2 separate regions of the Homo sapiens genome follow, and region 1 is linked to region 2. A link is an interaction called in ENCODE POLR2A ChIA-PET data of the cell type or tissue named here. Cell type or tissue: B cell. All regions are shown on one strand. Links, peaks and the distances in the headings refer to the core of each region. The heading gives the core; the rest is flanking DNA.

Region 1 (16,627 bases), core at 4,622-12,621, 52 kb before region 2:
CCCATGAAATGTTTCTTGGGGCCATGATTACAGATAGATAAAAGGGCCAAGCAGACCTTGAAGCAGAACCAGTGTAAAATATCTCGTGCTATTTTAATTCTTTATGTTTTTAGAAGGAATATTGCTTTCAACCTCTCTTTGGAATTTGCGGGAACTTTGGTTGACTTAAGCCAATGATGGTGGATTTATTATGTAAGAATTGAAGGTTTGTCTTTTTCAGCTACAAAGATGGCTGAGACATGTGTCATGCATAAAATTCTGCAACTATTTGGAACACCATCTCACATCTAACTTGTGGAAGAGAGGCTAATATATTTGGAAAATTGTTTTGAGCTTTAATCGCCAGTTTTAGAAATTTTTCTCAACCAAAACTTCAGGAAGTACAGTCTAGTAGAATACAGGATTTCCATGTAGGTAACAAAAGTAAGGGACAACATCCAGAACATATTTTCATACAAGATGATTCACTTGGTATTTCTTTTCTTTTCTTTTCTTTCTTTCTTTTATTTATTTTTTTTTTTTTTGAGAGAGAGAGAGTCTCACTCTGTCACCTAGTCTGGGGTATAGTGGCACAATCTTGGCTCACTGCTACCTCTGTCTCCTAGTTCAAGCGATTCTCCTGCCTCAGCCTCCTGAGTAACTGGGATTACAGGTGCCCACCACCAAACCCAGCTAATTTTTGTATTTTGTTTTAGTAGAGATGGGGTTTTGCCATATTGGCCAGGCTGGTCTTGAACTCCTGACCTCAAGTGATCTGCCCACCTCGGCCTCCCAAAGTGTTGGGATTACAGCTGTGAGCCACTGCTCCTGGCCTCACTTGGTATTTCTAAACATATGCTTTGTGCTGCTTATTGCACAAACATGAAGAATATAGAATTTATCCCATAGGATTTTACTGTTTAGTTAAATAGACCAATATTTTTAAAAGGTTACAATAATCATCTTACAATACATAAATGTATATTCTGTAAAAGAGAATGTTTCCAAAATATTCTGTGGGAATTCAGAGAAAGGAGATAACTAACTATATCAGGATGAACCAGGGATGATTCCCTTGGGTTGGTGACATTTAAGCTGGGTATAAAAGGATAAAAAGTCATTGTTCAAGAAGAAAAAGACTATATTTGAAACAGTGCATTCCAGGACTAATGTGTAACTTGATAGAGCTGAATCATAGATTACATGTTGGAAGAGGGACGGGAGAAAAGGAGCAAAGATAAGGTGGTTCTGGGTGGTTAACAGTAGTGTTTGCCCTTCTGAAGCATGTCGGTATTTTTGAGAACCGATTTATATATGGCAAATTTCAACCATATATAAAAATAGACAAAATAAATGATAATTAACCCCCATTTATTATCTAACTTTAACAATTTTCAATTCATGGTCATTCTTATTTAATTTATATATCCCTACCGATGTTCTCCCCTTCCCATATTAGCTTTGAAGTAAATCCCAGATATTTCATCATTCCATCCGTAAATATTTTAGTATGTGTTTCTAAAAGATAAGTTCTCTTAAAAAGTTCACAACGTCATTCAGACATGCAAAATAATTAATAATAATTCTTAACTATTATTGTAGTTTGTCAAGTAGAGGGATGACATGAATACATTTGCATTCTGGAAAAAAATTTCTGAAGGCAATAAGGACGACAGATCAGAGAAAGAAAAATACCAAATACCAAAAGAAGACTTCAAAGATAGGTTTGAACAAAGACAATGATAATAGAGAGGGTGGAAGAATTTTCAAAATGTTTAAAAGGTAAAGTTGATAGTTCTTGAGATTAATTGTATTTGGGTGTGCAGGAAAGGAGGGAGTTAAAGAAGTTTTGGAGGTTTTAATTTGAATAATCAGCATATGAATATGCCATTAACCTATATAGGGAAAGGATTCCTTGAAAAGCAGTTAGCCTGGTTCAGCATTATACAGAGACTACAGGAAACAAATCAAAAAATATCTTCCTATTACCCTCAAACAAAAGTTTGAGATTTCCACCTGTAGTCCTAGCTACTTGGAAGGCTGAGGCAGGAGGATTGCTGGAGTCCAGAAGTTTGAAGCCAGTTTGGGCAACATAGTGAGACCTCATCTCCAGAAAACAACAAAACTTTGAGACTCAGAGCATTTGGAATAATTCTGATTGCTGCACCTTAAGAAAGCCATTAATGCCAGCCATGGTGGCTCATGCTTGTAATTCTAGCGCTTTGAGAGGCTGAAGCAGGAGGATCACTTGAGCTCGGGAATTCTGAGACCAGCCTGGGCAACATAGTTGCAGACAGCAGTACACTTCATTCCTAAACATTTCATCACGTATATATGTATATTACCAACTAGAGTTAGTTATTGCAGAATTTATATTTCACACAAGAGAGATTAAACTTATACATTTATTTTCTCAATGGGAAAAGCCGTGATTCAAGAAAGATTAACACAATTCATGGCTGATTCTTACTCGATTATTTATGAAAGCAAGAAACTGAGAACCTCTTGATTTTCAAAAGTTGTTGCCATACAGAGCAGCCACATCCTACTACAAAACAGCCTTTGAGTAACTATCAAGTATTGTCCTGGCAAAGCACGTTTCTCTCAATAAGTGTTAATTGAATTTGAATGTAAAGAAACTGACACCTAGAAATGCAAGCTTTTTGCCAGTAACTGACAGAGCTGGTACTAGAACAAATTACTTCTAATAGTTTCTCACTGAGCATCACTCCTTACCTCTAACAACTCTGAATAGTAATAATGGAACACAGAAGATGCTTTATTAGTAAAAAGGTAATGCTTTCTATATCAAGTCATTGTGAGATTGCTCAAGGCTCAATGGGACCAAGTAGCTGGGCCGTAGGAAAGGAGGTAAAATGCTCTCACAAAAAAAGAACTCTCCATACACAATGGAAAAAAAATGCCTGTGTTCATATTTATCCTCTGACTTCCTCCAGAAGAGGATTAAAGCAGCTGATGACAAAAAGCAAAAATAAAACACAACTGAAAATGATTAACACAGGAATAAAACAAGGGCCAAAATCCACCAGTTAGTCAGGCGGGGAATACATTTGGACCTAGAAAGCTTTAAAATGTTCTCAATTATGTCAAATTCTGACATGTTAAATCTTGCTGATTGGTTCAAGAATTAAAAATCAAGTTGAGATGATGTCTAAAAGACATGTTCATTCAAATGTTTTTTGTTGATGAAGATATCGAGTATTCATTTGGAAACTGAAAAACTCAGTCAAATAGCCAGGCATTTGCCTACACAAGAAACAGACATTCTGATACTAGAAAAGATTTTAGGGGTTTGACCGATTTTTTTTTTTTCTGGTTTCCATTTTGATGTTATGGCATCAGTCTATATCAGTGGTTCTCAACTGAGAGTGATTTTGCCTTCCGAAGGACATTTGGCAATGTCTGGGGACATTTTTGGTAGTCTCTACTGGGAGTGGCAGTGGAGTATTACTGGCATCTAGTTAGTAGAGACCAACGATGCTGCTAAACATCCCAAAATGCTCACGACAGCCCTGCATGACAATCAATTATCCAACCAAATATGTCAATAGTACCAAGGTTGAGAAATCCTGATCTATGTGAAACAATTAAAAATCTCACGCAAACATGCCTTCAAAGACACTTTAGATGAGTTACATGCAACATTTTTGCTTGTCTGCTGCTGAGCAGTAAGTGATGATGGCCTAATACACTTGCAGAAATACTGCTGCATCGGCGTCAGGGTGGAGATGAGATGTCAAATGGCCAGTCCTTCAGAATGAAAAGCCAAGTTGAATGGTTCACAACACAGGCTGACAGCACTCTTTGGTGTCCAAAAGATCAAATGTTGGCAGGCAAGGATACTGATATTTAGTCAGCAGAAAATATTCAAAGCAATGAGGGACACATTGTTGTTTCTTTTGTGGGTTTTATTTTTATTTTTTATTTTTTTGGCAAGATCTGGCTCTATTGCCCAGGCTGGAGTGCAGTGGTGGAATCTCAGCTCACTGTGACCTCTCTGCCTCCCAAGTTGCTGGGACTATAGGCAGGCACCACCACACCCAACTAATTTTTGTATCATTTGTAGAGAAGGGGGTTTCACCATGTTGGCCAGACTGGTCTTGAACTTGTGAGCTCAAGCACTCCTCCTGCCTCAGCCTCCCCATGTGCTGGGATTACAGGTGTGAGCCACTGCTCCCAGTTGACAGATTGTTGATGAGGACAGAACAAGGGATCTTTAGGTCATAAGTCATGGGACAGTTGATCCTGGGACTTGGGAAGTTCATTTCTCTGTTTCTGGCTTTTTTCATCTTCAAAAACTCAGGAAAAGAGAACTGAGGGCATCAGAGCAGGCTGATTTGATACACTCTTGCTGCCAACCTGATGACTGTATATCTCTATGATTTATGTGATTCTTTCTCATGTTCCCTTTACTAATTATAACTATTATCCATGTTTGTAACCATGTTCTTCTTCCTTCTTTCATATTATAACTGGAACCCATTCTCTTCCCTTTGGTTATCTTCTCTTCCTTCTGAGTTTTCAGCTTCCTCTACTATGTTCTCCTCATCAGTGCATCGGTCTGCTTCAGTAACTCTCATCTTTTAAAAATATCCTTTGCTTGCCACAACCTCTGCCAACTTCTCTTCACTGCAATTCTAAACAAACTTGTTGAGCTCATATTCTACACACGTTTTCTTTGTTTCTTTACCTCTCATTTACTCTTGCACTCACACCAAACTAGCCTCTGCCCACAGTTCTGTAAAACTACCTTTGTCAAGGTCACCAGTGACCTCCTTGTGTTAAATTCTAAAAAAGCAGATCATTTCTCTTTCTCCTCTTATTTAACTTTGCAGTAGCATTCAACATGATTGACAGCTTCAGCTTCCATTCTATCCCTGGCCTCATGGCACAGCGTGCTTTTAAGTTTTCCTTCTCTTTCTCTGACAGGAGCTCCTCAAGATGCTTTGCTGCTCCTCCTCCCCTCTCTGACCTCTAGATGTTGGAAAGCCCAAGGCTTAAGAGTGGGTCCTCTTGTCCTTCCTCTTTATACTTTCTTCCAGAGCGATCTGAGCCATTGCCATGGCGCTAAATGCTGCTTACCTGGTGATAAATCCCAATTGTAAATTGCATCTCAGATCTTTCCCTGGAGCTCCAAATTGTATATGTAACTGCAACTCAAGATCCACACATAGAGTTTCTCATCTGGCCTGTTTAGTTCACTGCCGGATACCCAGGCCCTGGCATAATGTCTGGAAGGTAGAGACGTATTTGTTGAGCCAGTAAAGAATGATTTGGATACTGGGCCTAAAACAGATACATTTTTTTCTGTGACAAGGTAAGAGTTAGCTGCTTTTGTTGTCAGAGTTACACTTTTATTAGATTAAAAGATAACATTTAGAGCAGGCACGGTGGTTCATGCCTGTAATCCCAGCACTTTGGGAGGCCGAGGCAGGCGGATTGCTTGAGGCCGGGAGTTTGAGACCAGCCTGGCCAACATAGGGAAACCTCGTCTCTACTAAAAATACAAAAATTAGCTGGTGTGGTGGTGCATTGCCTATTGTCCCAGCTATTTGGGGGGCTGAGGCAGGAGACTCACTTGAACCTGGGAGGCAGAGGTTGCAGTGAGCCGAGATCGTGCCACTACACTCCAGCCTGGGGCAACAGAGTGAGACTGTGTCTCAAAAAAATTAAAAATAAAAAAAGTAAAACTTAATTGTCACCCAGAAAAAAAAAAGAAACAAGATACTGTTTAATAACTGCTTACTGGTTGATGGATAGATTGATTAATCAATTGGAAATGTATTAATACTTAATCTTTTTGTATTCCAACTTATTTATTTATAACATAGAAATAATGCTATTATTTGCCAAATCATTTTAAAGGACAAAGGTAATTGCTTTTTAATATCCTGTGGAGAAAGACATTAACTACATACAAAATTGCACACAAGATGGTGTAGAGATTGCATGTATTATCAGTTTCCTTAGTCTGGAGACTGCATTGCGTTTGCATCTGAACTCTTGTGGTTTGTGAGCCAACAAAATATCATCAGTCCTCATTGTTATAAGTTTTATTTGAAAGCTACCATTGGATAGTGTTTTTGTGATGTGGCTAGAATTATATAATTGTCTATGCAGCCTCGCAGCCATCTCTCAGCTGCCCTGCACTGAGAGGTGCCAGGTGAGGCTGGTGGACAGCACAGCACAGCAGCCCGTGGCTGAGGCTTAGGCTAGGGCACAATGGACTTTCTGGCATCTGGCCAAGGTGCTGAAGGGTAACGGGGGTGAACAAAGTGGAGTAGGAAGCAACTTCATGGGCAGGAGTCAGGAGTAGTAGTTCTAGACCTGGACAGGATCATAGGTACTTCTGCAAAAGAGAAAACCTGTTTTCAGAATTGAATGTTCAGCCTGAGGTTGCTCATGGAATCTTGGGAGGAGATGAAAATTTCAGTATCTTAAATTTTTGTGACTCCAAACAACTGATGGTGAGAATCAGGAGGTGAAGTTATTTTTCCTCTCCTTTTGCATTGGGCAAGTCCATTTGCTTTAAGGTAATAAAAAATGACATCGAGTGGTAGAAACTCAGGAATTTTGATTTCCCTTTGTCTTCTTCAGAAATCCTCTGGGGCAATTGACCTTTGTGTGTTTGAGTAAAGGTTATGAAACTTTTATTACAGACCTGCTTCGAGCCCCCAAGGAAGGCTATGGGCCTTTATCCTAGAAAGAAGCCCATGGACACAAATACACAAAATTCTGTGTGTGATTTCAGGATTGTATAGATCTCCAGTCCTTGGTTGAGAGCCTAGATGTGGACTGAATTTTGTACCCCCCAGCATCCATATGTTGAAGCTCTAACCCCCAATATGACTGTGTTTGAAGATAGAGCCTATAAGGAGGTAATTACGGTTAAACAAGGTCACAAGAGTGGGGCTGTAATTTCTGATAGGGCTGGTGTCCTTATAAGAGGAAGGGACACCAGGCTTCTCTTTCTGTGCCATGTGAGAACACAGGAAGAAGGTGGCCATCTGCAAGCCAGAAAGAGAGTCCTCACAGGGACTTCTCAGCCTCCAGAGCTGTGAGAAATAAATTTCTGTTATTTAAGCCATCCAGTCTGTGGTGTTTTGTTATACCAGCTTGTTAAGACAGGCCTCTACCCTGGAAGCTGCCCTGGCCCGTAATGTAGCTGTGCTCATGCTTACCGATCCATGGAGGCATCAGGATGGGGAGGGGAACATTCTAGTGAGCAAATGTTCTGGGGACATGTATGGGAGCCTTGGTGCACCGAAGTAGGTCAGCCAGTAGTACCACGCCTGGCTCGCTCTGCCCAGGCTTCATGAGTCTGCAGTGACAGGGTGAAGTATAAAGGTCATCCAGAAGAATGATGTGCCATCATGCTGAGTGTGTACCTCTTCTTTAGGTGTTCATTTCACTGGGCAGGTTGTCTACCAGAACCAAGGGGCCTCTTTGAATTTTCTTTCAAGCTATTAATAAGAGGCATGCATCCTCCTAGACACAATCATCCATTTAGTAAAATAGGTAAGTATCTCCCCATGGCTAAAATTGGAGCTACCTGAGCCCTAAACAACTGACAATGTGGGAAGCATTTGCTCCAGACGAATCCACTTATCCCATCCCTATCCTTCTTGAGAAAGCTGCCATTGTCTGATGTGGGTAGAATCTGGGGACAACAACAGTGAGAGGTGCGGTATGCAGACTAGCTGGTCCAACACCTGGGAGAGCAGGGGCAGAGTCCCTAGTGGTGCTGTCAGAGTGAGTCTGGACTGGGCAGAGGAGTACTTGAAAGTCTTTTCTGGAAGAGTTAAAAAGAGAAGCCAAGGTTTGAGTGGCTAAAAGAAACCAGCAAAATCTGTGGGATTCAATGTGACAGGAGTAAATGAACAGTGTCAGGACCCAAGTGTTGGAGCCAGAGAACCAATGGTTTGTGCCAAGACCCATTTAGAGTTCCCAGCTCCACCTTCTCAAGCTTACCTCCACCAAGTCACCTTCACCCATCTCACAGACATCCAGACCTGCTTGAGATGCCCGGCACCCAACAGCCAGGGATTAGAGCTTTTTATTGAAATCCCTGCTATCATTTTAGACCAAGTTCCTGAATGAATAAAAAAAAAAATCTTTTGACAAGGAGAGATGATCAGATTGAAATAATCTTTACAAAATTAAAAAAAATAGGTGCCCTCAAAATCAGACCAGTGAGAAGAAATTCCATGACTGGTGATAGCATATAGCTGTTTCATTTCTCCGTATCAAAATGGCCAAAGGGTGGCTTCGTGTCAGAAGACCCAGATGTTTTTAAAGCAAATGCATTAGTTCAAAATCAGCCTACTGCCTCATATACTTTTTATGTCTTAGAGACCCCAGTATGAGTCTGGATTCTATAGAAGCTCACTATGATGGAATATTTTCCTTTCTTTTACTAACTCACTATTTACAACTTAGGCAAATCACCTTATCATTTTGGCCTTGGGGCTCTCCTTTATAGAATGAGGTAGTTAAACTGGCAACTAAGTAAAAAAATCCCCTTGAAAAGTGGACATATTCTGTGTCGCCTACTAGCACAACCTCTTTCTCTGTTGGAGCTACGGTTTTCTCTGAGTAGACTAAAAACACTATCAGAAGACGTGAATGACCAAGATGATGAAACCAGGTGCTTAGAGACCAAGGCTCGCAGCTGCACTGATCAGTAAATAACGCTTCCCTGGTTTCTGGTTTTCCTTTTTAGAGTAATAAACAACAACAAAAGTAGAGTACCGGTTCAACTTGTGTAGTCACTAATTATACAAGTGACTCATTCTAAGGGCTAGAAATTATCCTACAGGAAATTATCCCAAAGGGTCTACCGTGATGAATATCTGTGATTTCCTTGAGTCTGACATGGAAAAGTAAGCTGTGACTCGTAGTCAACAAATCCAAACCAACCTAGAGAGGAAGTGGGAGAGAGTGAAACTATATACTCACTATAGTGTGTGGAATCTGAAAATGTTTGCCTCTAAGCACGAATAGGTACATATTTTTTTCTCAGGTAGCCCAACGTACATTCTAGTTTCTCTAAATCTTTACAAAGTAAAGTATTGAGGGGGCATTGGCACCCAGTCCCATGCTCTTTAGAAATCATTAATGACTATTTTGCTGATTTTGAGAACTTTTTCTATTAATATAAAAGAATAAACCAGAAATCTGAGGAAACTCTAAAACTTGAAGGCAATCTAGACATTTAGAGGATATTACAAGTGGAAATAAATACTAATGTCTTAGACTAACCAAGCTTGACAAATGCTGCAGAAATCTCCAAATTTACTTTCTTGTTCAGGCAAGAGGTGAAATTTGTCTTGCAATTTGAAATTACGTTTAGAGTAAACATGTGTCAGAAGGCTTAAGTAAGCATAGTAACTGTCTTGTCATTCTTCCTTGTCCACTCCACAAACAGTAACATTCCAAAGATCTGCACTTTGAAAGATCCTCCTTAGCTTTTGCATCTGTGGTGTCAGTAGGTAGCCCAGTGAGTCTGAGGTAGGGCTTGTAAGTGCAGATGTCTACAGCAGCAATCCCTAACACTTTTGGCACAAGGGACAGATTTCGTGGAAGACTGTTTTTCCACAGACAGGGCAGGGGCTGGGGGTTGGGAAGATGGTTTGGGGATGAAACTGTTCCACCTCAGATCATCAGGCAGTAATTCGATTTTCATAAGGAGCATATAACTTAGATTCATTGTTTGTGTAGTTCACAATAGGGTTTGTGGTCCTGTGAGAATCTAACGCCGCAGCTCATCTGACAGGAGGGAGAGCTCAGGCAGTAATGTTCCCTCACCCGCATTCACCTCCTGCCGGGCAGCTTGGTTCCTAACAGGCCATGGACCAGGCCATGGCCCAGGGGTTGGGGACCCCTGGTTTACAGGACCAGGAAGATATTATAATGATGTAATGAGTGAAATGAATTAGGAATAAGAAAAATTCTGGACGAGGCATGGTGCCTCATGCTTGTAATCCCAGCACTCTGGGAGGCTGAGGCAGAAGGACTGCTTGAGCCCAGGAATCTGAGACCAGTCAGGGAAACATAATGAGACTTCATCTCTTAAAATAAAAAAAGAACAATTCTTTCTCCGTTTGGAACAAGTGATAGTTCACTTTCCTCTTAAATCTACTGAAAGAGAAAAGGCACATAGTGGGATGGTAAATGGTAATGTCACTTGGTCTCAACTTGGGGAGACAGCCGAAGGTAGGAGGGACTTTGGGGAACTGGGAGTCAGTCAGTTGCTGCTCAGCTCCATCCAAATGTTGCCTCATGGGGATGCAGCCCTAAAATGAGCAGAACCAATTTTTCCACAAGAATCTAGAAAACTGGATTTTTAAAGTAAAGGTTCAGATTTGTACATTTGCACAATTAATTCAAAATTTTTGAAACTTTGTAAGAGCCAATCCTGTATGGCCCTAACAAAAAATATACATCTAGGGGCTAAATCTGTTTATAACCTGTAGTTGCTGAGTGAGGTAGAACTTATTAGCTTGCACCATCTTCGATTTGGAGAAAGGACAAAGATTCATGGTTCATTATTTGTATGTCTTTAAATAGGCTTTATCAGATAAAGAGAAAAAAGTTTAAAAAGCAAGGCATTTGAGGACAAGATTTATAGTGTGTGGACAGGAACTCTGCTCTTGCATTTCATTCCTATAACATCAGAGCCAGAGTTCTTGGGTTAATACAGAATGCGTGATTTTATTTTAGGATCCACAGCACAATGAAGTAAGATATTGCTGATGTCAGGCTTATGGCATCTATAGTCATCTTGCTGTGAATATGGTCCTTAATAAAGAATTCATTAGAATGTTTCAGATAGGGCCTATGTTACAACAAAGATATGGAGATCTGGATATATCTAGATGACATGAGGAATTTTCTAGTTGTCAAAAAATAAATGTTTGGGCTGGGCACAGTGGCTCACACCTGTAATCCCAGCACTTTGGGAGGCTGAGGTGGGTGGATCACTTGAGGTTAGGAGTTCAAGACCAGCCTGGGCAACATAGTGAAATCCTGTCTCTACCAAAAAATACAAAAATTAGCAAGGTGTGGCGGCGCATGCCTGTAGTCCCAACTACTCAGAAGGCTGAGATGGGAGAATCACTTGAATCCAGGAGGCAGAGGTTGCAGTGAGCCAAGATTGCACCACTTCACTCCAGCCTGGGTGACAGAGTGAGAACTTATCTTAAAAAGAAAACAAAACAAACCAACAAAAAAAACAAACCCCTACTCCCATCACATTGCTTTAGATGCATGAAAGCAATACGTTTTGGGTCTTGAGTATTTCTTGACATTTCAAGTGTAAATACAGCTTTAGATACTTCAGCATTTTTTTCCTACTCATTGATTAATGGTAGCTTTTTTTCTTTTTCTCCCAATTCAAGTACGTAGTAATAAGTTAATGTGAGATTTGTACATTTTAATTTGTATTTTTCTGTTTTAATAATATAATAAAATATTTTGTGTTGCATTTAGTAGTAAAGAAGTATCTTTTTACCTAAATGCTTGGTGAATACTTTCAAGTTTTGTATGATTAATAGTTAAAGGGTGCTAAGATAAATAAATATATACATGCTCTGTTTCCTGAACTGGAGATTAGAAACAAAGTTTGAAAAGAAGCCAGTAGACATGAGATATTGTGGTGAGATAAAGATTGGCAAGGGTCTAAAACTGTGAACTTGCAGACTTGTGAAATCCCCACAAATTACCACAGAAGCTGATGAGGTTCTCTTTTTAATTTTAGTCCCAGCTTGGTTTCAGTTACTATTTCAACTCTTCAGCATCCTTATTATGACTAGTAGATCTGTTAGCAAAACTGCTGGTGGAAAAGTTTTTGTGTAATATCCACTCCCCCAAATTGTTTTAGGGACATTAATCACCTGACATGCATTTATTTTCATTCTACAGAAGAATAAATGCAATGTCCAGACTTGGATCCCATTCAAGATTCATTGGTCTATTACTGACATTTCTAAATGTATCTACTGAAATCTCCTGCTCTTTAACCTCTTTGCAGGAAGATATGTGTCTTTGTATTCCCTTGAGTACTTTCGGTATGTGTTTAATAAATACTTCTTAAAAATTAGATTGTAAATTGATCAATAAAGATATCATTGAATGGTTTGGGTGGTATGCCCAGAGACAGCTAGTTTTAATCTACCAAAATAATGAATAATACAGAGTAAGAAGCATATTATAGAATTTTCATTTAAGAAAATATGGACTAAGTCATAGAAGAAATGGGATTTAAACTAGTTCTCATTTCATGATACAGATTTCTGGCCTACACTGCCTTTTTCCCCTCCCTTTCTCCAGCCCTTCTTTCCTTTCTCCAGCCCTTCTTTCCTTTCTCCCTTCTCTCTTTCTTTCCTTTCTTTGCAAAATGGGTATATGTAGGTAAAATGTATGTGGCTTATGAATTTGAGAGGAGTGACAGAAATAGGAATCATTGCATCCCTCAGTAGAGGGCACTTTTTGGTCCCTTACCAAGAAAATAATAACAGCAGCTAACACTCATTGAGGGCATACTATGTGGCAGTTAATAAGCACTTTACCTGTTATTAACTTACTTAGTTCTCATAACAACCCTACAACACAGACATTATTATTATTCTATCATACAGTTAAAGATACAGACACACAGTAAATTAAATAACTTACCCCCAAACCACACAGTTAGAAAGTTCAAGAGTTGAATTTGATCCCAGTGGTCTGGCTCTAGAGTCCATGCTCTTTACCATTACATTGTACTTAGAAAAGAACTCAGTAAAGAACGAGTAAAATGTGTAAGGCCAGCAAGGAAGGACTGTGTTGGGTTATGTCACATGGGCTTTCACAGAAGCTTTCATTATGATGTTCAGAACATGATAGTCCCTCTCTCCCCTTCAAAATGGTTTTGAGTGAAAGAATGAACAAATATATACTTTAATCCCAACTTGAAGACCTCACCATCCTCTGAGCATTCCTGATTTTCCATGCCTCCCTGCCTTCTTCAGTGCCATTTTCTCTGTGTGCAGCATTCTCCTTCTTCTCTCTGCCCAGTGCATCCCTGCTTGTGCGGCTAGGCACAGCTCGGTTCTATGAGTCACCTTGTTTTTACCTCTCTCACAACACTTTCGTAATGCCCCTGATCATAACTTCTGTCCATGTGTGCCCCCTCTCTAGATCCTCAAGCCTCCGAGATCACAATCTGTGCCTGACATATGCTTGTACCTCCACCATGGTGTTAATCATAGTGTCTGGCACAGAAATAAGTGTTTATTCAACAGACAAGAAAGTGACTGGAGAAGTATTCACTGTAATTTTATCCTCTTTAACAATCTGTAATACTAAAAATTGGGAAGCATATCTTGAAATTCCACTATGAGCCTGTTAATATAAAAGAAATAAATGTATTCAATAATCAAAAGAGAAACATCAAGACAAGAATAAGGTTAGACTCATCCCCAACCCCCTCCCATTTCTGACCTCTGTTCCTCTCCTAAGATTCACCCCATCCCTGGTCCTAGCCCAATCCTGGACAGTGAGTCCCTCCCTAAGGTGAACCACCTGTCTCCCTGGCTTTGTCCAGACACCTAATCCTCACTCTATACAGTGATTGAAACCCCAGTTTTTGGCCAGGTGCGGTGGCTTAATCTCAGCACTTTGGGAGACCGAGGTGGGTGGATCGCCTGAGCTCAGGAGTTCGAGACCAGCCTGGGCAACATGGTGAAACCCCCATATCTACCAAAAATACAAAAATTAGCTGGGTGTGGTGGTGCGCACATGTGGTCCCAGCTACTCGAAAGGTGAGGTGGGAGAATTGCCTGAACCCAGGAGGTGGAGGTTGCAGTGTGCCAAGATCACGCCACTGCACTCCAGCCTGGGCAACGGAGTGAGACCCGCATCTCAAAACAAAACAAAACCAAAACCAGTTTTTGGTATCTCAATGCACAATGTTAATTAAGTAGCAAAATCTCGGCATTTAAAAAATCTGAAATATTTACATAAATGATTTGACCCAAATCACTTGTAAGGGTCAACTGATTTGGATCAAATCACCTGTGTCTTGAGCTATACTCAGAGAATTACATGCCCCATTAAAATATCAAATCCAAAAAAAAAAAGAGAGGATAAGATTAGAGAAGAAAATTAAAGAAGAAACCAATTTGAAGTGTACAGACCATGTCAAAAGAATATGATGGCAGAGAAAAGTAGTCATATAAAGATATCAGGCACACTTCTGGGCTAGGGGATAGAAAAAATACAGTTTTGTTCTTAAGCCATTGGAGAGACCGACAGAACCATTCAGTAACATAAATTTTACAAAGCTAAAGGAAGTCAGTACACTGAGTGCCAAAATCCACCTGGAAGGGTGAGGAAGGAAGAGGAGAATTCTGGAAAAGGGAGTAGGGGATTGCCAAGCGTAAGTATTGGGAGAGGAGAGACATTCAAAAAAATAAAGAAACAATGTGTGCAAAGCATGGGGTCTGTGAAACCAGAGTTCCCTTTCACAGCAGTATCACATGTGCTGGAGTAAAGAGAGGAAAAAGGAGGGAGGGAATGCAGGGGGCAGGCTTTGTATGCCATGGAAAGGACTTTCTATTTATGTAAGACCACAGGGAACTGTGGAAGAATTTTGGAGACAGGAGTTCCGCAATCAATCTGATAATTTGGAAAGATTGATTTGGGCCCAGGAGAGAGGGGAGATAAACAGGAACTGAGAACCAATATAGAAGTCTGAGAAGTGAGCCATTGCGGTGGGCCAGGGGATACGGGATGACAGCTTGAACCCAGGAGAGGCGGTGGAGATGAAGGGCAGTGGGCGAGGAGAAGAAACAACTGGGAAGTAGGTGATCAGACTTGGGCATGAGGGATGGCAAAAGAGAGTGCTAGGAAATCTAGGGTGAGTCCCAAGTTTCTGGCATGGAATACTGGGAGGCAGGTTGAGCCATAGACCAAGGAAGGAAATATGGGAGATATAGCAGGTTAAAAAAATGAGAAGGAGGTGGGTGCGGTGGCCCACGCCTGTAATCCCAGCACTTTGGGAGGCCGAGGCAGGCGGATCACAAGGTCAGGAGTTTGAGACCAGCCTGGCCAACATGGTGAAACCCCATCTCTAATAAAAATACAAAAAGTAGCCGGACATGGTGGCGCGCACCTGTAATCCCAGCTACTCAGGTGGCTGAGGCAGGAGAATCGCTTGAACCTGGGAGGCGGAGGTTGCAGTGAGCCAAGATCGCACCACTGCACTCCAGCCTGGCAACGGAGCAAGACTCCGTCTCAAAAAAATAAATAAATAAAATAAAGTGCACAGTTCAATGGTATTTAGTGTATTCACAAGGTTCTTCAACAACTAGCACTATCAAATTGGACAGCAATTTTATCACTCCAAAAAGAAACGGTGAACCCACTGCAGTCAATTCCCATTCCTGCCTTCCCTCAGTGCCTGGCAACCACTAATCTCCTTTCTGTCGCTATAGATTTGCCTATTCTACATATTTTCTATAAATGGAGTTGCACAATATGTGGCCTTCTATGTCTGGCCTCTTTCACTTAGTATAACATTTTCAAGGTTTATCTATATTGCAGCATGTATCAGTACCTTGTTCCTTTTTATCATTAAATAATATTCCATTGTATGGAGATATACTTCATTTTGTTTATCCATTTGTCGATTGATAGACATTTGGGTTGTTTTCACTTTGGGGAAATTATGAATAATACTGCTATGAACATTTTTCAATTCTCTTGGGTATGTACCTAGGAATGAATTTGCTAGATCATATGATAACTCTATGTTTAAGTTTTTGAGGAGCTACCTAACTCATTTCCAAAGTGACTGTACCATTTTACATTTCCACTAGCGATGGATGAGGGTGAGATACGAAAACTCACCCAAATGTTAAGTAAAACTTGTCCAAAGTCACATGCTAGTAAGTAGAAGAGCTAGGTTGCAATCCCAAGTCCACCTGTCTCCAAACCCTACTCCCTTCCTCTGCAGTTTGCGTGTAGCTTGTCTCTGTTTGGTTTGGAGTCATCAACGTAGAGGTGGTAGCTGAAGCCACTTCTGTGGATGAGTTCAGCATGGAGACATGAGAACCGTTGGCAGTTTAGAGGCCAGCAGTAGGAAAGGAGTCTGCAGATGAGACGATGAGGTATGACCAGAGGCAGAAAAACCAGGGAAGAGATGTTGCCAGGAAAACCAACCAAAAGGAGAATTTAAGGGAGGGTGTGGTCAAGAAGTACTACACTGCGGCTAAGCCTTAGCATAAGAAGACAATGAAGAGAGCTTAGCGGGTGTAATGACTTTTGCCAGAGTAGTTTGAATAGAGTATGAGGGCAGGAAGTAGAAGGGGAGTTAGACAGAGCTTGATTTGGGTGGTCTGAAGAGAGGATCAAATAGAACCAGCAAATTCTACTTGGCTGTGAGGGATGGGAGAGATGGCCAGTAGAGGGTTGCTAAATTTTGTTTGTTTGTTAGTGTTTGGTTTTGGCCAGAAGACACCTCACGTTTATCTATGTAGAGGAAATACAAGGGGAGTTACAAGCTAGAGGAAGGAGAAGTGGTAAGACGCATGAACTCTAGACAGTTACACCAAGGAACTGGTGAAGAGAGAAGAAAGGCATGGTG
Region 2 (14,411 bases), core at 771-8,770:
AAACATGAAAAATATTTTCATCTATTTATCTTTGGTACTTTTATAGCTTTGGGTTTTTTTGCATTAAACTATATAATACACTAGTGCAGTGGCTCATGCCTATAATCCCAGCACTTTGGGAGGCTGATGCAGGAGGATGGAGTTTGATTCTAGGAGTTTGAGGCTGCAGTGAGCTATGATCATGCCACTGCACTGTAGCCTGGGCAACAGAGTGAGATCCTGTCTCTAAAAAGAAAAATAAATAAATAATATATAATACATCTAGAATTTAGTTTGGAGGTAATTTATTTTGTAAGATTATTAGTCATTTAACTCAACAGCAGTTATTGGATAATCCATAATTTATCTGTGGATTTTAAAAGATACTTTTTGATAAATTCCTATACATACATGGGTTTGTTTCAGGACTCCACTCTCTGTGGTAATTTGTATCATGTTGTTTTGATTAATGTAGCTGTGTAGAATATTTGATTTCTGAAAGGGCATGTTCCCCCTCATTACTCTTCATTTAAAATAATTTTTAGCCTGTTTTCAACATGCCCACTTTGATTTGAACTTTATAATCAATTTGTTCATTTAAAATAAATCCCTACTGGGATTTTGATTGGAATTGCATTAAATGTATGCTTTAATTTTTGAGATAACACCTTAAAACTTTATTTTCTATTGTCATGGTATTTGAATTTGTAAATTCACTAAGCCAATTTCTACTCAACCCTGAGGTTTCAGTTTAAACCTTGCTTTTCCCAGGAAACCTTTCTTAATCCACCTCCTCTTTCCCCCCCCCACCAATATCACTCTATTTTATTTATTTGTTTATTGAGACAGAGTTTTGCTATTGTTGCCCAGGCTGGAGTGCAATGGCGCCATCTTGGCTCACTGCAACCTCCTCCTCCCAGGTTCAAGCGATTCTCGTGCCTCAGCCCCCTGAGTAGCTGGGATTGCAGGCATATGCCACCATGCCCAGCTAATTTCTTATTTTATTTTATTTTTAGTAGCGATGGGGTTTCATCATGTTGGTCAGGGTGGTCTTGAATTCCTGACCTCAGGTGATCCACCTGCTTCAGCCTCCTAAAGTGCTAGGATTGCAGGCATGAGCCACCGCGCCCAGCCGAAGTTTTATTTTTAATTTTATTTAAAATTTATTTTTTAGAGATGATGCCTTACTCGTTTGCCCAGGCTACAGTGCAGCGGTGTGATCTTGGCTCATTGTAACCTCAAACTCCTGGGCTGAGCAAGTCTCCTGCCTCAGCCTCACAAGTGGCTGGGACTATAGGCATGCACCACCGTGCCCAGCTAATTAAAAATGTTTTTTTGTAGCAATGAGGTCTCTCTATATTGCTCAGGCTGGTCTCAAACTCTTGGGCTCAAGTGATCTTCCCACCTCTGCCTCCAACTCCCAAAGTGCTGGGATTACAGGTGTGAGCCACCACATCCAACCATTACTCTGTTTTTATCCTCATCAAACCACTTGTCTTGTTATATTATAAAGGCTTCTTGACTTAGTTATCTTTCACTAGATTCTAACCTCCTTGATAGAAAGGATCATATGCTAGTTATCGTTGCTTTTGCAATAACAAGTTCAGAGCCTGCCTTATAGTCATTCAATAAATACTTATCTTTCCTTTGCAGTCTGTATTTAGAAACTATGATCACGACCATGATGGGTACATTTCCCAAGAGGACTTTGAAAGTATAGCTGCCAATTTTCCCTTCTTGGATTCCTTCTGTGTTCTGGACAAAGATCAGTAAGTTTTAATTTTGTTTTATTTTAATGCAACTATCCTAAAGCAGAAAATTATTATCAGAGGAGAGAAGGGAAACTTGTAATTTGCATCTTGACAGCTTCAACCCTGGTGCTTTGATGAGCCAGGTTTAATTTGTCACTGATTATTTTCTTGGTGTGTATGAACATGACCTGAATGGAATCACAGGGAAGACCATGTTGTCAGTGTTGAACACAAGTGCACATTTGTAAATTATCCAAGCACTCCATTTGCTATATTGCTTCTATTGCTTAGCTCTCAACCTCAAAAAATCTCCACCAAAAAAGAGTAGAGGAGAAATATTGTTAGATCTAACCTGGGAGAGTCCTCAAAATTAGTGCACCTGGAAGCAATCTTAAAATTCATGAAGATTTTAAAAAAATTTTGGCCAGGCATGGTGACTCATGCCTGTAATCCCAGCACTTTGGGAGGCTGAGGCAGGCAGATCACTTGAGGCCAGGAGTTAAAGACCAGCCTGGCCAACATGGTGAAACTCTGTCTCTACTAAAAATACAAAAATTCACTGGGCATGGTGGCACAGGCCTGTAATCCCAGCTACTTGGGTGGCTGAGGCGGGAGAATTGCTTGAGCCTGGGAGGCAGAGGTTGCAGTGAGCTGAGATAGCACCATTGCACCCCAGTCTGGGTGACTGAGTGAGACTCTGTCTCAAAAAAAAAAAACTCACTTATAGTCTTCATTAAAGCAGATGATAGCTGCAGACAGCCAAGAAGCATTCATGCTTTGTTTTCTCTTTGATTGATCAAAGGTTGTCTTGATAAAGAAAAAATATATTGCTTTTTAGCGTCAAATGATTCCTAAAAATTAAATCGCTTTAGATACTAAAACCCAACTCATTAAAAGAAAATAATGATCTGAAAAAAAAAACTGCTGAGAAATCCTGGCATTAATAATTTGATTAATTGTTAATAGTACGAGATTAGTTCCTAATTTAAAAATCACCTGTAAGGAAATGCTGGATTTTGTTTTGGTAAAATGGGCAAATTAAATTACATTAAAATTCTCTAATATTTTTGCTGGTATGAGAATTCTTAAAAAACGAAATCTGGAGCCGGATGCGATACCTCACACCTGTAATGCCAGCACTGTGGGAGGCTGAGATAGTAGGATTATTTGAAGACAGGAGTTTGAGACCAGCCTGGGCAACATAGTGGGAACCTTGTCTCTAACTATTTTTTTTTAATTGAATTTAAAAAATAAAATCTGTAATTCAACACACCAAGAAAAGTCTTGACACATTAACATAACTTAAAATCTTAAATTCATCTTCATTATATACCCAGAACAAAGAATACTTTTAAAATAAATTTAATTAGAAACATTAACTTCCTTTACAAAGTAAAATTTAAATTGCCTGCTAACTACCCACTTCTTTGCTTAGTTTGTTACTATTAGTGACATGTAAATAGGACATTGACTTAAAATAACTTCCTAGTCTTCATTTCTTTTATCTGTTGGTTCTAGAGACAAAATTGAGATTGTCCTAGCAAATATTTGTGTCTATCTCTATCTCTATATCATCCTTATCTCTACTTATTGATATCTATAGAATTGTTTTCTATGAATGAAGGTTTGGACTATTCATATCTTGCTTACATGACACTAAAGTTTTGAGTGGTTAATACTGGAAAGTCTCAAAAAGATGTTTTCTCTAAGGTACTGTTTTCCAAACGATGTTCCACAGAAGTAGCTATTAATTAGTACTTTTGAAAAAGGAACTAAGTAGTCACATGTGAGAAACACAGGGTTAAATCTCATTAAATAGGTGTCTTTACTGTGTGACTTCCCAAAGCTTTTAATAGGCTGGTGTATTACGCTGTGAGTCCCTAGGAGGGGAGATGAGCTAATGCACTGTTACACAAATTTATGTACCAAATGATGTAATAAATTTGTGGGACAATGCATTCATAAATTCATTTATCATATATATAATAAAGATTGTTTTTGGCCTCTTCATTATGAAATCTGTGCCCATTCCTTTGAGTAGGCAAAGGACATGAATAGACACTTCTGTAAAGAAGACATACATGTGGACAATAAGCATATGAAAAAAAGCTCAATATCACTGATAATTAGAGAAATGCAAATCAAAACTACGATGAGATATCACCTCACACCAGTCAGAATGGCTATTATTATTATTATTATTACTTTTCTTTGAGACAGAGTCTCGTTCTTTTGCCCAAGCTGGAGTGCACTGGCACAATCTCGGCTTATTGCAACCTCTGCCTCCTGGGTTCAAGTGATTCTCATGCCTGAGCCTCCTGAGTAGCTGGTTATAGGCATGCACCACCACGCCAGGCAATTTTTTTTTTCTTTTTTTTTCAGTAGAAACGAGGTTTCATCATGTTGGCCAGGCTGTTCTTGAACTCCTGAACTCAGGTGATCCACCTGCCTTGGCCTCCCAAAGTTCTGGGATTCCAGGCGTGAGCCACCGTGCCCAGCCAAGAATGGCTATTACTAGAAAGTCTAAAAATTGGCTGGGCGCTGTGGCCCACGCCTGTAATCCCAGAACTTTGGGAGGCTGAGGTGGGTGGATCACGATGTCAGGAGATCAAGACCATCCTGGCTAACACGGTGAAACTCTGTCTCTACTAAAAATACAAAAAATTAGCCAGGCTTGGTGGCGGGCCCCTGTAGTCCCAGCTACTCGGGAGGCTGAGGCAGGAGAATGGCATGAACCCGCGAGGCGGAGCTTGCAGTGAGCCAAGATCGCACCACTGCACTCCAGCCTGGACGACAGAGCAAGACTCCGTCTCAAAAAAAAAAAAAAAAGAAAGTCAAAAAATAACAGATGCTAGTGAAGTTGCAGAGGAAAGGGAACACTTATACACTGTTGGGAGTATAATTCATTCAACCATTGTGGAAAGCAGTATGGCGATTCCTCAAGCAGCTAAAAACAGAACTACACTTCAACCCAGCAATCCCATTACTGGGTATATACCCAGAGGAATAGAAATCATTCTACAGTAAAGACACAGGCATATGAGTGTTCATTGCAGCACTATTCAAATATCAAAGTCATGTAATCAACCTAAATGCCCATCAATAACAGATTGGATAAAGAAAATGTGGTACATATACATCATGGACTATTATGCAGCCATAAAAAAGAACGAGATTGCCAGGCACGGTGGCTCATGCCTGTAATCCCAGCACTTTGGGAGGCTGAGGCAGGCGGAACACCTGAGTCGGGAGCTCGAGACCAGTCTGACCAACATGGAGAAACCCCATCTCTACTGAAAATACAAAAATTAGCCGGGCGTGGTGACACATGTCGGAGGCTGAGGCAGGAGAATCACTTGAACCCAAGAGGGAGAGGTTGTGGTGAGCCAAGATCGCACCATTGCACTCCAGCCTGGGTAACAAGAGCGAATCTCTGTCTCAGGGAAAAAAAAAAAAAAAAAAAAAGAGAGAGAGAATGAGATCATGTGTTTTGCAGGAACGCGGATGGAAGTGGAGGCTATCATCCCTAGCAAACTAACGCAGGAACAGAAAACCAAATACCACAGGTTCTCACTTCTAAGTGAGAGCTAAATGATGAGAACTCAAGAACACAAAGAAGGGAATAAGAGACGCTGGTGCCTCCTTGATGGCGGACGTTTGGAGGAGCAGAAAAAATAACTGTTAGGTGCTAGGCTGTGCCAAATTTCCCCGCAAGCTTGAGAATATAGAATCCTTTTTTTTTTTTTTTTTTTTTTTTTTTTTGCCTCCTACGCAAAATAACTTTAATAATACTTATAAAGTACAAAAATCAAAGTTATTTTGCATAGGAGGTAAGAAAGGGATCTTAAGTTCTCAAGCCTGGGGGAAAATTGTGGCACAGCAAACAGTAATAGGGAAGCCTGGGCAGGGAGTACAGGGAAGAAAGAGATGAAGTTGGACTTAGATCCGTTGATTGAGACAGAGAGTGGATCATCAGGAAGAGAGGTCTAGCAAGTTGTCAAAGATGCAGTGCAAAAATTCAGGACAACAGTCAGGGCTGGAGATGGAGATTAAGTCTTCAGCCCCACTGTAAGCTGGAGTCTCGATCTTGTGAGCAAACTCTGGTGGGAACTCTTAGAGGGAGGTGAGCTCAGGGCCTGAGGAATGAGCCTTCAGGGACTCGCCTCCTACATGCAGGCATTGAAAGGAGTCAGAGGGCCCTGCAGGTGAGCTGGAGAAGGGGGAGCTGGAGAGGAAGGAGGAGAAGCGGGGTGGCATGCAATTCCAGGGTGCCTAAGGGGAGAGCGCCAAAAGAAGGAAACATGTCTCCGTGTTACCTCCTGCCAATGAGAAAAGGCCACTGAGGATGTTCTTGGTGACAGATTTGTAGGGTTAGAAAACCAAGTGGCATAAACAGTACCTGGAGGAAATGATAAAAGAACCTAAGGGTTTCTCTTTTTGAAAACTTCGGGAGTAAAAGAAGGTAGAGAGGGCTGGGCGCGGTGGCTCACGCCTGTAATCCCAGCACTTTGGGAGGCCGAGGCGGGCGGATCACAAGGTCAGGAGATCGAGACCATCTTGGCTAACACGGTGAAACCCCGTCTCTACTAAAAATACAAAAAATTAGCTGGGCGCAGTGGCGGGCGCCTGTAGTCCCAGCTACTCGGGAGGCTGAGGCAGGAGAATGGCGTGAACCTGGGAGGCGGAGCTTGCAGTGAGCCGAGATTGTGCCACTGCAATCCGGCCTAGGCTAAAGAGCGGGACTCCGTCTCAAAAAAAAAAAAAAAAAAAAAAAGAAGGTAGAAAGAAAAGACATCTGTTGGAGATGGCAGCAGGACTGAAGAAGGGGATTTTTCAGGTAGGAAAGTCCTGAGCGTATTTGTGAACGGAGGAAGAAACAGGGGAAGAGACTGAGCATAACCTGGAAGGAGGAGAGTCCCGGGGAGGCTGGAGAGTGCTGGATGGCACAACTCTTCCTCTGAGAGAGGACTCCCAAGAGAGGACATAGGAGGTAGAAAAGAATTCTGAACTGGAAAGGAAAGGTGTGATCGCCAGCAAATGCTAATGGACAAAGAAGCAAGATAGAGCTCACCTGTGTCAAGTGGATCCAATTATTATTATTATTATTATTTTTTGAGACAAGAGTCTCACTCTGTTGCCCAGGCTGGAGTGCAGTGGTGTGATCTCGGCTCACTGCAATCTCTGCCTCCGTGACTCAGCCTCCTGAGTAGCTGGGATTATAGGCACACACCACCACGTCCAGCTAATTTTTGTGTTTTTGGTAGAGATGGGGTCTCACCATGTTGGTCAGGCTGGTCTTGAACTCCTGACCTCAAGTGATCCGCCCACCTTGGCCTCCCAAAGTGCTAGGATTACAGGCATGAGCCACCGCACCTGGCCGATTTGATCATTTTTGATAAACAAGAAGTCAGCGTATGTGGTGAGTAGGGGTAGGAAGGTGGGAAGGACCAGAGGTTTGTTCTGTGTGGAGTAGATCTGGAAGAATTGCTCCCAGCCAGTCGCAGTGAATGGGCTATGAGCCACTAAGATATGAGTGAAAATATCACCAAGGAGCCCGGACAGCATCAAGCTGAATGAATTTGAGAATGGTCAGCCCAGTTATTACAGTTCTCTGCCTTTCTCCATCATCCTAATTCTTGCAACCTTACAGCTAGGCAAGGACTAGAAAGATGTCCTTCAGGAAGCTGCTTTTCATAATAAAGACTTTCTGTGCTGCGGTGCACAGGCCACATGTGTGCTTACATGAATATGCTCCTGCACACACACACACACACGCAGGATGCACACATACACAATTTTCTGCTTACTGAAAAAGGCTTTGAACACCTGAAGATGCCTTTTGAGGTTTGCTCCTTCTCTGAGATGTAATAGAGAAGTGAATGTGCCTCAACTGCTTTTGGCCACAAAGGTTTGGGAGGTGGGTGATTAAAGTGTGGCAACTACTTAGCAACCTGTTATTTAAAGATTCCCTCCCTTCTTTGATTCTCTTAACAGGGATGGCCTAATTAGTAAAGATGAAATGATGGCTTACTTCCTGAGAGCTAAATCCCAACTACACTGTAAAATGGGACCAGGATTTATCCATAATTTTCAGGAGATGACCTATCTCAAGCCAACCTTCTGCGAACACTGTGCGGGATTTGTAAGTCTGTTTTCCGTTGTTTTCTTATGTGTGTAGTTATTTGTGTGGCATTCTGAAAAAGTAGGAAAATGATACACTAAATAAAGTTCACTGTCTGCTTTGAATCAGAAGTAAAATGTGATGGCTCCCTGAAATTGAAGATTAAACACCAAAGGCAAGGTTTAGTTATTTTCTAGGAATGCAGGGCTAGCAAAAACAGGGAAGGCTGGTGAGGGCTGTTAACTCAAGAGAGTGGTTTTGTTTATTACTCCCTGCCAGGGAAAAGTGTCAGCCCAATGAGCCCTGGCATTCATCACTAATATTCATAAGTGGTTGCAATTAAGAGGTGCATTTATCTTAGCGAGTTCCTTCCAGTTTTCATTTCATGGGGTATTAGTGACCAGAAATCCGTCATGGCATGGTTCAATAATTCACAACTCAAAAAGGAAGAAAAAATCTTTTTGGAGAGAAGCTGGTTATAATAATAAATAACATTTACTCAATGCTTGACGGTAACAAAGTACTTCCATAGACATTATGGTAACTAATCCTCATAGCAAGCCCTTGAAGTGGGTATTTTACTTTCACCATCTTGCTTATGAAGATAGAGGTTCAAAGAGGATAACCCAGGTTCCCGAGGATTGCACAGCTAATCATTACCAGAGCTTGGACTCCGACACAGGTGTACTGACTGTCAGCCCTGTGCTTCACCTACACCACTGCAACAAATTAAGACTGCATGCTTCCTTCCCCCACCTTTGATAATTCTTTGGGAACCAAGGTCAGTTTTTGATCCTGGCCTTAACAGAAACTCCTGGGCCCTGAATGTCTCCAGTTGATAATCCAAGTTAAATAAAATGGGAAATGTGGTATTCCAGGTGAGGGAGGCCCAGCACCCAGAGGAGTATGACAATCGCCCCTTTTTCTAGATGCCAGAGCTCAGTCGTGTTAGCTTTATTTGGCAGCCATGTCCTCCTGTTGACTCGTTGACCCATATTGAATTTGTTGCCGATATTATACGCTACCAGAAATTACATTTTTCCCATCCCATGCTCAAAGAACTGGCTTTCAGGAGCCCAATGCAGGAGTCTGTGTTCAAGCACACACTCCTCTGAGAATGGGTAAATAAGAGGCAGCCGTTTCCTCAAAGACGGCCCCAGGTGGTCATAGCAGCTGATGTGACACAGGGGAAAGCCAGTCTAACTAGCTCTCTTTATTCACTGCAGAGAAGGTGAAGTTCTTCTTTAGTATCTCCACTGGGATTGCATGACCAGACCATTTTATCATAAAACAAATGGTTGGCCAGGCGCGGTGGCTCATGTGTGTAATCCCAGAAATTTGGAAGGCCAAGGCAAGCAGATCACCTGAGGTCAGAAGTTTGAGACCAACCTGGCCAACATGGTGAAAACCCGTCTCTACCAAAAATACAAAAATTAGCAGGGCATGGTGGCAGGTGCCTGTAATCCTAGCTTCTCAGGAGGCTGAGGCAGGAGAATCATTTGAACCTGGGAGGCAGAGGTTGCACTGGGCCAAGATCATGCCACTGCACTCCAGCCTGGGTGACAGAGCGAGACTCAGTCTCAAAACAAAACAAAATGGTCTCCTTTTTCATGTTTCTCTATTCTGATGGAAATTTTTGGAAATACCTAGACCTGAAAATTCTGATGTGGGATGGGGCCGTGCATAACACGCTCCTACAGAGTGGGACCCAGTAAACAAAAGGTCAGGCTGCTGGGCCATGGTATGGCTCAGCCAAAAGTCAGGATGATGCATCTGTCTTTTGGTGGGCTGTGAGAGTCAGAAGACCCTTATCAAATCTCAAGGTCCCGGGTGCTGTGGCATGGACCTGTAGTCCCAGGTACTCAGGAGGCTGAGGCAGGGGTATAGCTTGAGCCCAAGAGTTCAACTCCAGCCTGGGCAATATAAAGAGACACCTGCCACTGCCATCGCTAAATATAATAATAACAATAATAAAAAACTCGGCCAGGCACGGTGGCTCACGCCTATAATCCCAGCACTTTGGGAGGCCAAGGCGGGTGGATCATGAGCTCAGGAGATCGAGACCATCCTGGCTAACACGGTGAAACCCCGTCTCTACTAAAAATACAAAAAATTAGCAGGGTGTGGTGGTGGGCGCCTGCAGTCCCAGCTACTCAGGAGGCTGAGGCAGGAGAATGGCGTGAACCCGGGAGGCGGAGCTTGCAGCGAGCCAAGATGGCACCACTGCACTCCAGCCTGGGCGACAGAGCAAGACTCCATCTCAAAAACAAACAAACAAACAAACAAACAAACAAACAGAGAAACAAACTCAAGATCTTATCTCCGCTCTCTAGTCCTTCTGTCCTGCCCCTCCCTTTTACAGAGGCCCTGATTCTGTAGGAGCAGCAAGGTAGACTTTCTTGGAAGTTCCACACCTGTCTCCCTGACTCATTGGAGCAGACCTGCTGGTGCTACATTCTTGATGCAGCTGTGATGAAGTAGAAAGCTCTGGACCTGGAGTCTGGAACCCTGGGTTAAAGTTTTGCCCTTGCTAACTCTATGTCCTTGACCAAGTTATTCACCATCTTTGGGTCTATTTCTATCTGTAAAAGGGAGTTAATACTTACCCACCATGTTGTTGCATGATAAAATACTATTAGACACGTTGCACGTCACATGGCTCGGAGTACACATTTTTTATGTATTCCTTGATACTTTGAGAGTTTAATTGAAATTAACTCATTTAAAATTTTTACAGCTGTTTTTGTTTTTAAAATATATTTAATTTTATTGGTACGATTTGATTTGATCTTTACTGACACTCATGTCAAAAAGCCCATTGGTTTTCAAAGGAATTTATAACTATAGCTCTATAGATGTGTCATTGAAAGGAATTGTGGGAGAATGGTTCCAGTGCCGGAACCATCTGCTTTTAAAATAAATTCCATTTTAAGTTTAAGGAAGACAAACAGACTTGCTCTGCAGAAGATTTACTTTAGAATTAGAATTCCAGAACTGAAAGAGTGTTAGTAATTCCCTTATTTTGTAGATGAAGAAACTGAGGTCTGGAGAAGTTAAGTGACTTCCCCCAAGGTCACACAGATCATTAGCAGCAAAACCATGAGTCACACCCAGGTCTCCTGACTCTCAGTCCAGTGTGCCTTACACCACAATTACTCCAAATATGACAGCAGCCGGTGGTCTCAAATCAAAGGACTGTGGGAAATACTCCTGCATACCCATCCACATGAGTTCATCCTCTACTGTTCTTGGCAGGCACACTGACCCAGTGCCTCTTCCTAGCTACTGTTTGTTCCTGGCTATTAAGTAAGCATTAGCAAACCTACCTCCCCACCCCCACCCCCAGCACCCTTGCTTGACTGTATCTTTTTCAGCAGTTCCTGCAGCAATGCTAATAATGTAACATATCTGGATATTAGGATGTCTCTTCTTAAATCTTATCCTTTCTTGTCCCACCTCAGTGCCTTTGCTCACACAACAGTATGCAGGGGCAATGGCTTCCTGTCTTTCCCTCAAGTGACACATTCTTCTTTCCCTCACTAGCTATGAGACCTTGCCAAGGGACTTTACCTCTCTGTAGGTCAGTCTCCTCATCTGTAAAAATGAGAAAAATATTATTACCTACACCATAAGGACATCATGAGCAATTAAATAAGCTAATATGTATAAAGAGCCTAACTGTGCCTTTCACATAGCAAGAGTTCAAGAAATGTTAACTATCATCATTATTATTGCTATTATCATTACCAAGGGCTCCAGAGAAAGAATTTCCAGGTTGTGGGAGATTGCAAATTATCTAACTTCCTGGATCATCACATTCACCTTTTACAAAAGAGAAGCAAACTAGATTATCATAAAGATCAAGCTGTGATGATCCTGGCCACCACTGCCCTTTTCTGGATCATGCCCCTCTCTCTTCCAGCCATCCTTGCTTCTACTTAGTTGTCAGATAATCCTTCCTGTCCCTAAGACAAAATACTGCTCTGTCCTAGGAGACATTTGCATTTTATTTATTTATTATTATTATTTTTTCTTTGAGATAGAATCTCTCTCTGTCGCCTGCAGTGGCGCGATCTTGGCTCACTGCAACCTCTACCTCCTGGGTTCAAGTGATTCTCCTGCCTCAGTCTCCTGAATAGCTGGGACTATAGGCACACACCACCATGCCCAGCTAATTTTTGTATTTTTAGTAGTGACGGGGTTTCACCATGTTGGCCAGGATGGTCTTGATCTCTTGAGCTCATGATCCGCCCGCCTCGGCCTCCGAAAGTGCTGGGATTACAGGCGTGAGCCACCGCGCCCGGCTGACATTTGCATTTTAATATGTATTCTGAAGGACCAAATAGCTGTTAAGGCTCAAAGGAATCCTTGAGTTTTCTACTTGTGGAAGTTCCTTGTCAAAAAGAAGTAAGGAGCAGTCTTTGTATACTCTTGAGTCACTTCACATTGGCTGTGACTTACTCTTCTGGAAGAGCGGGCCATGCTGCCCACATGTGGGGGCATTGTTCACTTATAATACATTGTGAACATTGTGAACGGCACCCCCATCAGTCCCAGTGGGCCCTGCTTTTTCAACATTATTTTATTAAGTAGATAATAGCCACCTAACCCAAACACAAAGAGGTTAGCAATAGTTCTTCTCCAACTTGAGCTAAGCCCATTTAATTACCCATACTGTATGCCTCTGGTGAATCTGTCACCCCATGCAAGAGGTGTGGGGAGGCACAGAAGGGCATGGCAAGGCCCTCTTCTTTTTTTTTGAGATGGACTCTTGCTCTGTTGCCCAGGCTGGAGTGCAGTGGTGCGGTCTCAGCTCACTGCAAGCTCCGCCTCCTGAGTTCATGCCATTCTCCTGCCTCAGCCTCCCAAGTAGCTGGGACCACAGGCGCCCACCATCATGACCAGCTAATTTTTTTGTATTTTTAGTAGAGACGGGGTTTCACCATATTAGCCAGGATGGTCTCGATCTCCTGACCTCGTGATCTGCTCTTCTCGGCCTCCAAAAGTGCTGGGATTACAGGTGTGAGCCACCGCGCCTGGCCAGGCCCTCTTCTTTATGGTGTTTAGAAGGAGTCTGTCTGGAGAGCGAAGACACCACCACCAGGATGTCCCTGAACCCCCTGGGCAAACGCTCCCTCGTGGAACTGCAGGCCCTCACATCTCCCCTCAGGGATTTGTCACTTCCTACTTGTTAACCACGAGGATGTCACAGACTCCTTGCTTGGCAGAATCTGAGCTTTTTCGACATCTCCTACAACCCTGGCACAGGCCAAACATAGAGCAAATGTGGAGAATGAAGACATGAATAACTAAGATCATTTCCTCTTCTGTATTTTTCCACGGGACAAATACTACTCAGAAAATAGCCTAGCAAAATCCAAATGCTTTCACATGAGGTGCGCTTCTTCCATTGCTTCATTTCCTGTAGTGGGCGCTAAGAGCAGCTAGTGTCATTAAAAAGAGAGAGCCAGGGGCTCCCAAAGACCAAGTGGCCATCTCCTCTGTACATTTTGCTGAGAGCGCATCAGGCCAAAGTCTGGTGCATCAAACTTTAGTAGTTTCCCATCCCGGCTCCCAGTTGGCTCTGAGAAAGAAAAGGGAAAGGAAACTCATGTTATCACCACAGCTGGAAGGGGCCGGGAGAGGGTTCTTCTATCTGGCAGGAAGGGTGTTAAAAGTGGCTACATCCTGTTTGTGCCTGGCCAGTCCTGAAGCTTCCCAGGACTTCCTTTTCAGTGGCCTTGTTTTCCTTCCAGATCTATCCTCAGATTCCCTGACATTCCTTTGTCTTTTGTTACAGCTCTGGGGCATAATCAAGCAAGGATACAAATGCAAAGGTAAATCAATGTTATTTTGTTACAATTTTTAAAATGTGACATTTTGGGTAAGAATCAAATTTGTCTGGTTAAACTACAAAAGCTCTTGCCATTATTCGGAATTTCAGTCTTTTGGGTCAACGGCAACTGAGAATGATTGCCTCTGAGGAGGAGTTTCTGGAGTTTTGGAGAGCTAAAATTGGAATTTTATAGCTTGTTACAAACCACTCTTATCAACACACATAAATCTAGTTCTTTGGAATCAGCAGCATCCAGTTAAGGTGGGAATTCTGAGTGGGACAAGCCTAGCTAAAATACTGAATATAAGAACTTCTTCCTTCAAAGAAAAACACCTACACACTATTTCTCTAATGCACAGGCACTTCTTCCCACTCACACTTAGCTATTCCTTTCTCTACTAAATCACATAGATGGTGACAAAAAACGAGGAGAAAACTTAAAACGTAATTTTGTCCTTTTCAATGAATGCTTTCCTCTATCTTTCCCATTTAATTAAGTTTATAAACAATTGAATCAAATATATTTGACAAATGCAATATGCATGTATACTAAGCATTTAGGAATGTGTTGCTACTTGTACATATATGATCAAGTATACATTACTGTTGTTTAAGAAGTTGCTGGACACTTTATGTGGACAGTTTATATGGTTCTTCTAATAATCTTTTTTTTTTTTTTTTTTTTTTTTTTTGAGACGGAGTCTCGCTCTGTCGCCCAGGCCGG

Evidence for each region. ChIA-PET counts read pairs that join two places held together with the same protein. Peaks named below come from ENCODE experiments on the same cell type or tissue, not always from the same donor. Only the 100,000 strongest peaks of a DNase experiment are listed, where the experiment ranks them.
Region 1: POLR2A ChIA-PET joins it to region 2 with 10 read pairs; 6 of 35 experiments call an interaction of 5 or more read pairs at or near these places.

The regions. Positions count from the first base shown.
Region 1 is chr2:33,485,655-33,502,281 of GRCh38, forward strand. All of the region lies in intron 1 of RASGRP3 (RAS guanyl releasing protein 3), which reads left to right. Among named protein-coding and RNA genes, the nearest start is that of RASGRP3, 17 kb to the left of the region's middle. RefSeq lists enhancers at 2,946-2,995, 8,741-8,860, 9,851-10,000, 11,788-11,837, 12,838-13,097 and 1 more. In B cell, for the core only: no CTCF peak of the experiment used is centred there; DNase peaks (open chromatin) are centred at 6,237, 8,697, 8,727, 11,737 and 2 weaker places; H3K4me3 peaks cover 4,862 bases; H3K27ac peaks cover 8,000 bases.
Region 2 is chr2:33,541,880-33,556,290 of GRCh38, forward strand. RASGRP3 (RAS guanyl releasing protein 3) reads left to right here. Exons shown (of 18, transcript NM_001139488.2): 13 at 1,633-1,748; 14 at 7,725-7,872; 15 at 13,652-13,688. RASGRP3-AS1 (RASGRP3 antisense RNA 1) reads right to left here. Exons shown (of 4, transcript NR_146505.1): 4 at 13,166-13,435. Among named protein-coding and RNA genes, the nearest start is that of RASGRP3-AS1, 20 kb to the right of the region's middle. In B cell, for the core only: no CTCF peak of the experiment used is centred there; no DNase peak of the experiment used is centred there; H3K27ac peaks cover 463 bases.